Regions from separate parts of the Homo sapiens genome. Here region 2 is linked to region 1. Evidence: chromatin loops called from intact Hi-C (ENCODE). Cell type or tissue: IMR-90. All regions are shown on one strand. Links, peaks and the distances in the headings refer to the core of each region. The heading gives the core; the rest is flanking DNA. Region 1 has its middle 40 kb from the start of ADCYAP1. Region 2 has its middle 230 kb from the start of METTL4.

The links. Peaks named below come from ENCODE experiments on the same cell type or tissue, not always from the same donor. Only the 100,000 strongest peaks of a DNase experiment are listed, where the experiment ranks them.
Region 2: it touches region 1 in a loop (6-fold over the local background); 4 of 110 quality-filtered maps call a loop at or near these places.

The regions. Positions count from the first base shown.
Region 1 is chr18:862,830-867,228 of GRCh38, reverse strand. No RefSeq gene overlaps it. Among named protein-coding and RNA genes, the nearest start is that of ADCYAP1, 40 kb to the left of the region's middle. In IMR-90, for the core only: a CTCF peak has its summit at 2,258 (motif pointing left); a DNase peak (open chromatin) is centred at 2,248; H3K27me3 peaks cover 36 bases.
Region 2 is chr18:2,335,278-2,339,676 of GRCh38, reverse strand. No RefSeq gene overlaps it. Among named protein-coding and RNA genes, the nearest start is that of METTL4, 230 kb to the left of the region's middle. In IMR-90, for the core only: a CTCF peak has its summit at 1,933; no DNase peak of the experiment used is centred there.

The DNA of each region.
Region 1 (4,399 bases), core at 73-4,072:
ATTATTGTGAGGACTAAAATTAAACAAGGTGTGTTCCACGGCTATCACAGTCAATTCTTCATCAACATTTTCTTGTACCTTCTCGTCTTTCCTGAGTTCTAGCTGGAGCACTGCAACCTATCAGATATGTAACTAAACTCCTCAAGATGTAGTTTTCCACCTGTAAAATAAGGGATTAGATGATCTTTATTGCTATGTTCGCCTCTAACATTCTCCAAATCAATACAAACACCCCGAAAATTGTCCCTGGGGAAGGGGTCAGAGTACATTCTGATTGCTAGACGTGAATTTGGCACTTAGAATAAGCCCAAGTTGTGGAAGTGATACAGAAAATGTTAATAAGGAACAACAGGAGAATCTGGCTGGGGGCAGTGGCTCACACCTGTAATCCCAGCACTTTGGGAGGCCGAGGCAGGCAGATCACTTGATGCCAGGAGTTCCAGACAAGCCTGGCCAAAATGGTGAAACCCCATCTCTACTGAAAATACAAAAACAAATTAGCCAGGTGTGGTGGCATGCACCAGTAATCTCAGCTACTTGGGAGGTTGAGGCAGGAGAATCTAGAACCCAGGAGGCGGAGGTTGCAGTGAGCCCAGATCGTGCCACTCTACTCCAGCTTGGACGACACAGTGAGACTCTATCAAAAAAAAAAAAGGAATAATAGGAGACTTCAAACATTCCATTTTGGGAGTAGAAAGAGGAGTTCATTGTCAGAATATATGCATCTTACACAAAGGATCATCATTAAAATCAAATTACTCATGAACAATGAGTAGGACTTTGTAATATTTCAATTGCATCAAAACTGTCCTTGAACAAAAAAACGTACTTCCTCCTCCTCCTCCATTCAGGTAAGAGTATAGCCTGTGTCATCCCATGCACTGTGGCATTTGTTCACTGAACTATTGTCCTTCTCAAGAGATGGTTTTTCACCCTAACAAAAATAACTATGAATCATTGATTCTGGGAATATTTTCTCCCTTGCTTTTTTCACAGAACGAATGACAAATTTCCATATATTTACTTCTTAAATAAGCAAAAGTTACCATGAACCTGAAATGGTCTATACTGCAAATGCAAACTGTTGCTTTTTAAATGTCAGTTGGGGGTAACTATGAGTTTCTAATTAGGATCATAATTCTCCTAAGGAAAGGATAATCTCCATGAGTAACAGGGGGAAAAACTTAATCATTCAAGGAAAAACAAATTAATGGGATTTTTGTTTGTTTGTTTGAGACAAGGGTCTCACTCTGTCACCCAGGCTGCAGTGCAGTGGCCCGATCTCAGCTCACTGCAGCCTCGACCTCCTGGGCTCAAAGGATTCTCCTGCCTCAGCCTCTCAAGTAGTTGGGACCTCAGGTGTGCACCACCACACCCAGATAATTTTCAAAAAAAAATTGTATGTTGGCCAGGCATGGTGGCTCACACCTGTAATCCCAGCACTTTGGGAGGCCAAGGCAGGTGGATCACATGTGGTTAGGAGTTCGAGACCAGCCTGGCCAACATGGTGAAACCCTGTCTCTACTAAAAATACAAAAATTAGCTGGCCATGGTGGTGCACATCCATAATCCAAGCTGTTCTGGAGGCTGAGGCAGGAGAATCGCTTGAACCCGCTAGGAGGAAGTTGCAGTGAGCCAAGATGGCACCATTGCACTCCAGCCTGGGCGACAGGGCAAGACTCTGTCTCAAAAAAAAAAAAAAAGGATCACCTGAGGTCAGGAGTTCGAGACCAGCCTGGCCAGCGTGGTGAAACTTCATCTCTACTAAAAGTACAAAAATTAGCAGGGCGTGGTGGCCCACACCTGTAGTCCCAGCTGCTTGGGAGGCTGAGGTAGAGAATCACTTGAACCCAAGAGGCAGAGGCTGCAGCAAGCTGAGATCACACCACTGCATCCCAGCCTAGGTGACACAACAAGATTCCATTTCAGAAAAAAAAATAAATAAAATGAAATAAAATTTTACTAATAATCTTTACAAAATCTAAACTTTGGCTTTACAGTTCCTGGACAATTTTTCAAAAAAAGCCATCACAGCTTTTAGAAAGACAAACAATAGTTTGATGACTTAATGAATTACAGCCTCAACAAAAGCTAAGTAGAAAATTCGGTTACAAGATCTATAATACAGAGAGACCACCTCTGCTGGGCCAACCTAAACGGCTCCGTCAGTCATCCGAGTTCTCTCTGCGGTAACGTTTCCCGGCCTGGAAGCACCACGGCGAGCGGGTTCTGGCACTTACGGTGCAGCACCGTCACCTAGTGGCGTTTTGAAGGACTCACGCATCCAAAACCTCAGTCCTTGGCCTTTCTGGTTTGCCGATCTTTTTAAATTATCAGGACCAAGATGTGATCCTGAAAATACTTCTACCTTATTACAAGGACGGCTGTGATCCGCAGATTGCAATCCATGTAGCAAAGAATCATCATCTATGAAAAAGCCAACCGGGACCAGAAACAGTTTATTCTGTTGAGCAGAAACCTCAATCTTCACATCTTTCACTTAAATATCTCAATTATTTAAACTGCATTGCTTTATTTCCAGCTGCTTCCTATGTATAAAAGATGGCAAAACTGGAATTTAAAGCAGCAGTCTGAAGTGCAACATTTTACAGAAACCTTCATGAGACAGAAAAGAGAACACAAAAATGAAATGGGAAAATACAGCATTTATTTGACCATTATGTATATACTAAATTTGACATCTTGCACCAAAGAGGCACTTGATTATCTCTGAATATAGTTAGAAAAAAGAGACTATGAGATACTTTTCTCCAGGTTTCCTTAGTGGTACGTGAACTTGAACTTTCTAAAAGTTCCTGTTCTTGTCTTGTGTTTGCCTGGACTCATGTACTTTAGATATAAGCTAAAATGACTTTTTTTTTCCGAAGACAGAGTCTCGCTCTGTCACCCAGGCTGGAGTTCAGTGGCACAATCTCAGCTCATGGCAACCTCTGCTTCTTGGATTCAAACGATTCTCCTGCCTCAGCCTCCCAAGTAGCTGGGATTACAGGCGCATGCCACCCCAACCAGCTACTTTGTGTATTGTTAGTAGGGACGGGGGTCTCGCTAGGTTGCTGAGGCTTGTCTCGAACTCCCAGCCTCAAGTGATCCACCCTCCTCAGCCTCCCAAAGTGCTGGGATTACAGGCATGAGCCACTGCACCCGGCCCAAAATGACATTTTTAAAAAGAATCTCCTCACCCTTGAGGACCAATGGCTGAAGAATGAAGCCTGAAGGAGTCTTTGTTGGTTGGTGGATCCCAAGTTAATGGCCAAACTTTGCTCTTCACAATCTATCTCCCAAGTAGTTCATGCATTCTATTCTGCATAAGAGAAGTCTGCAAGTTCTCTACACGGTGATTTTCCACAGAGAAAGACCAGAAAGTAATTTGTAACAACCTTTTATTTGATTAGCATAAGAGTGAATTTGGTAATTTCAAGCAGGAAAAAAAATAGAACTGCTTGAGTCAGTGCCTTAAGAAGAACTCATTCATAAGAAAGAAATCCAACAAGTCGTGTCTGGGTTTAAAAAAACAAAAACCATGAGAGCAAACAACCCTGCTGCAGTCTGAGTCTCTCCCACTTTCTATGTGTAGATGACTCTTCCAGACACTTGCCAGCAGTTACTGGATGATGCCTCATGTTGAAAGTGACCTTGGGCTTTCATAAACCAGGAGATTATAAAAATGGATCTTCGTTCTACAAGAGAAGTTCTGAAAAACTCCTTGCACATCTCAGGCTATTCTTCATTTCTGCACTTCATGAAGGAACAGAGTGTTCCCTGGGAACTCTGGGTAGCCTTGTGGAGAATGAGCTTCCCTGGGCTGCTTGTCCTTATGCTACAGGTCAGAAATACAAAGCATTGCCTGAATTGCCGATGTCACTTGATGGTCAGTCAGTAAAAAAAAAAAGGGTGAGGCCGGGCACCATGGCTCACGCCTGTAATCCCAGCACTCTGGGAGGCCAAGGCAAGCGATCTCAAGAACACCTGAGGTCGGGAGTTCGAGACCAGCCTGGCCAACATGGTGAAACCCTGTCTCTACTAAAAACACAAAAATTAGCCAGGCATGACGGTGCATGCTTGTAATCCCAGCTACTCGGGAGGCTGAGGCAGGAAAATCGCTTCAACCAGGGAGGCGGAGTCTGCAGTGAGCGCAGATCGTGACACTGTTCTCCAGCCTAGGCAACAGAGTGAGACACCATGTCAAAAAAAAGTGAAAAAAATCTTAAATAACTTGTCAGTGCAGAGGTTTCTAATATACATGTGAATGACCAATTCTAGAAACAATTTCTATAATAGTACAGGTGCTAAAGAGAACTAAAGCTGACTCAGGAAATGGCTACACAAAACCTAAGAGCCAAAAAAGGAAGGTTTTTTTGTTATCATTGATCGCGCTCTT
Region 2 (4,399 bases), core at 113-4,112, 1.5 Mb before region 1:
CCAGCCTGGGAGACAGCGAGACTCCGTCTCAAAACAAACAAACAAACAAACAAACAAACAAAAAGGTAATGTGTCCAGGATGAAGCAAGACACCAGTCAGCAGTTGAAAGTTCCAGAACAGAGAGAAGATCTGTTGAAGCAGATTGCTGGGGCCCCAGTCAAACAGAATTCTAGTTCCAGCCCACTTTTTAGTGTGGGCATATCCAGCTGTGTTGAGGATATTGGAGTCCTGACTGTAGCTGTTTTAGGAGCTCAAGTTGCAGACACTTGACTAGTTTCTCTCCTCACCTCCTGGAGAAGGCGAGGTGCTAAATATCCAACAGATTTGGTTAGAATTGACACAAAGATTGAATGTAACTACTTTTTTCCAGCTGAAGCTCTTTAGGGCCTGATACTGAGCAGGGCTGAGCAAGGCTGAGATTGACATACTCTTTGTGTAAGTGTGGTGGAAATGACAAATGTGTGGCCCAAGGCCGCCTTTCGGTTTGCAGATACAACTGATATTTACGGAGCCTCTTGTCGTCTGCCATTTAGGTTATGTCTAGACAGAAAAATAAGCCCGAAGAACAGTCAATCCAAAACTTCAGACATTTTCATAGCGGAATTGAATCAACTGTAATCAAATAGATATCTTATGTTTAAACCAATCCTAAAATGACCTTCCTCTAAAAATAAAGAACCGTTCTGAAAAAGGTCAATTCTGTTGTATTGTGTGGTCAAGGTCTAAAATATTTGCCTCTTAAAATCTTTTCTAAAAGAATGTTACAGGGATGGTCACTAGGAAAACCTGCCTCTTCCTGTTGCTTCCTTGAGTCAGAACTATTATACTGTGGTAACATGGAGCCCATGATAGCAAAAGCTTGCCCCCTGATTTCTAGGAAAGCTTCTAGACCACATCCTCTTTAGCCTCCAGTCTATGGCGAAAGCTACACCTAGTTTGTTAATCACCAGGAAAACCATGTTCTTTCTTTAGAATCTCTAAAGATATGACAATGGAAAAAGTGTGAACTACGTTTAATTTTGTTTGCTGATCTTTAATAAATGAGTTAATCAATATGTGTAATCTTTTCCCAGCTTTGCTAAACGTTCAGAAAATTTGAACAGTTAATATTGCCTTACTAGAGGAGATTTCTATGAAAAAATTCTATTTTTTCCCCCAAATTAAAATTATGATGGCACATTAAAGGGAAATATACTACACATTGTGGGTGTCTAAACTCTAGGGACTACAATTTTGGCCAAGATTGAATTTCTACTTATACATAATTTGCTATTATATTCTGTTATAGTGGGTAAATCTTTAAGATAAGGGACAGAAGGAGGAAAGAGAGAATATGATTATAGTTTATATGCTGTAACAACATATTTCTTATTGTTAACTAAATTAGATCCAGATATTTAAAATAATTAGTGTTGAATGATGTAAAACATTCAGCTGTAGAGTTTACACTTTTTTATCTCAAATCGGTATCATTACATTCATATTTTGCAATGTGAAATTCCTTAAATTTAAGATAAACATAATGAAATTCTGACCATTTTCAATAAACCCTATACATTTTCCTGTACTTTGATCATATATTGCTCTCTCTATAGTAAATTCAAAGTTTGGTTTAGTGGAAAGGGTGTTGGTCTTGCAGTTAGAGTATCTGGCTTTGAATCCAGATAGGTCTACCTATTAAGTATGTAAACTTACAAGGGTTAATTTATTTAATCCTGTCAAGTCTCAGTTCTCTCATCTGTAAAACAGAAACAATAATAATTTCCTCACTAGGTAATAATGGATATGGACTTCGAAAGCAACTAGACTAGTGTCGATGCTTGCTAGTGCCTGTCTGTAAAACAGAAACAATAATAATTTCCTCACTAGGTAATAATGGATATGGACTTCGAAAGCAACTAGACTAGTGTCGATGCTCGCTAGTGCCTCCATGTGGTGGATGGATGGATGGCTGTTCCAGGTGACCTTGAAAGTCATACCCAACTTTAGTTTCTTTGACCAGTGGGTTATAAAGGGTCCTTTGCACTGTTTTTCATTCAACTCACATACTATTGGGCATGTACTAGGTATCAGTTACTCAGCTGTGTCCTTGGTGGGTACGTATGGGGGACGTGAGCACATGGGGAAAAGGAATACATTCGCCTCTCTTCTGCCTTGCTTCCTTGCCTTCACTGTGTACTGTCACCTTCCAGCTCATCCAGAACTTGTCCCTTGTCTCTGTCTCCATTGACTGTGTCCAGCGTCCTGTACTTTTTAGGACCCATTCCCCATCTTCTGAGGTTTTTTGGAGGGTAAATGAATTAATACAATCAAACACTTAGAGCAGTTTCCTGGCATTAAGTAAATGCTCCACAGTTTTAGTTATTATTGTTATCTGCTCATTTCTCCTGAGCTGTGGTGTATTCTACTGGGTTGGTCACCTTCTATTCAGGTTCCTTCTGGGCAAGAAGTTCCCTCACTGTCTGTGAGGAATACAAGAAAGATGAGAGCAAGGATAAGAGTGTTGGTATTTAGGTTAAAAACATTGAGTATGACCTTTGTAAGATAAGAAACTGCAGAGTTATCCACAGGACAAGCATATCTTATGTGATAAAATGTTGACTTAAAAAGTATTATTTATAATTTTTCATAAGTTTTATTTATTTGTCATACTTTTCATATTTCTAAGTTTTACAATGTATATAAGATATCAAAAAATGAAAAAGACTACAGAGAAAAGCATCCATGCACATCACATATCTTCTGCATTCTGTAAACAACTCAGTTTACTTCCAACAATTGCATCAGAAAATTTCTTACCAAGGAAGAGTGACCTTTAAAAGGAAAGACCTGACAACCAGAAAAACTACACACCATTTACAGAGGGATTCAGTGGAATTTACTTCCTCTGTTTCCCTGGCCCCTGGAGGAAATTATTCATTCTGGAAGGGCACAGTTGATTGAGGAAGAAAGACACTCAGATAGAAAGAGACAATGCTTTTGAACTGTGTTTTTGGGAGAGACCTTTAGATTCTCATCTATAAAGGGAGGCATTTGGACCAGGTTATTTTAAAGGAGCAGGTCAAACAAGGTGAGCTGTGCTGTGCTAAGCTACACATATTTGTGCCACTTAGGTAGAAATCATAAGGTTGTTACCAGACTGCAAATGCCTAGCTAGATGAGTCCAAGAACTTCAGCTGACTAGTTCTTGAATGCACGGTACATAGCCCAATACCTGGCCAGTCTTCTGTGTTCTGTCTATTACACCTGCAGAGAGATACTTCAGAAGAGATGTTTTACCTTGCAGGAGTGTGGTGAGGGGGCAAGTGAGGTAATGCATTTAGATGTACTTAGAAAGCTGAAAGATCGTTTTCCCCTTTAGAGTTATAAAATGAAGGAACTAAAGATAGAGTGAAGATATTTCTTTGATTTTGAGAAATCTAGAGCTGGAAGAAAATGTAAGCATAATCCAGTGCAGCCTACTCATTTACAATGGTAGGAGCAGTTCTAGAGGTAAAGTGACTAGCCAGTAAGGTAGCTGGTGGCTGGCAGATAATAGAAAGCAGAAGTTCACAGTTCTGAATTCATGAACCTGCAGTTTTGATCCGTTAATATCAATATTCATAAAAGATCATAAAGAGACATAAAGCAAAAGAGGTTACCTGCACCAATATAACACCCAAGGCCATTGTGATATTTGCACTTGAAAATTTCAACTAAATAAGTAATAGACATTTTATAAAAGAAAGCTATATTGCAAGTCAGGCTTTTTTTTCATAAAACAGTGGAAATATAAGTTTAAATATGGGAATAGTTCTATGCATCTTTTAGTTGGTGACTCTTGATCTACCATGGGAGGCTTTGTACAGAAATTGCATTTATTTCCCCTCATTGAGTTAATGTGCATATATGCAGAGCACAATTTAGTAGTAATAAACAAGGTCTTCGTTTGGTAGTAATGAACCAGGTCTTTGGTTTATTTCTTTTTTTTTTTTTTTTTTTTGAGACAGAGTTTCACTTTTGTTGCCTGGGCTGAAGTGCAGTGGCACGATCTCAGCCACTGCAACATCCGCCTCCCGGGTTCAAGGGATTATCCTGCCTTAGCATCCCAAGTAGTTGGGATTACAGGCACCCACCACCACACCTGGCTAAATTTTGTATTTTTAGTAGAGATGGGGTTTCACCATGTTGGCCAGGCTGGTCTCGAACTCCTGACCTCAGGTGATCTGCCATTCTTGGTCTTCCCAAAATGCTGGGATTACAGGCGTGGGACACCACACCAGACTGGTTTCTTTCGTTTTTAATGACTATATCTAGCTCTTTGTTTACCAATGTACCAATGTGTATTTTCAGCCCAAATCATTAGAAGTTTAAACATATTTACTTCTTATAGTTGCAACTTTTAAGTGAAATGTTTGA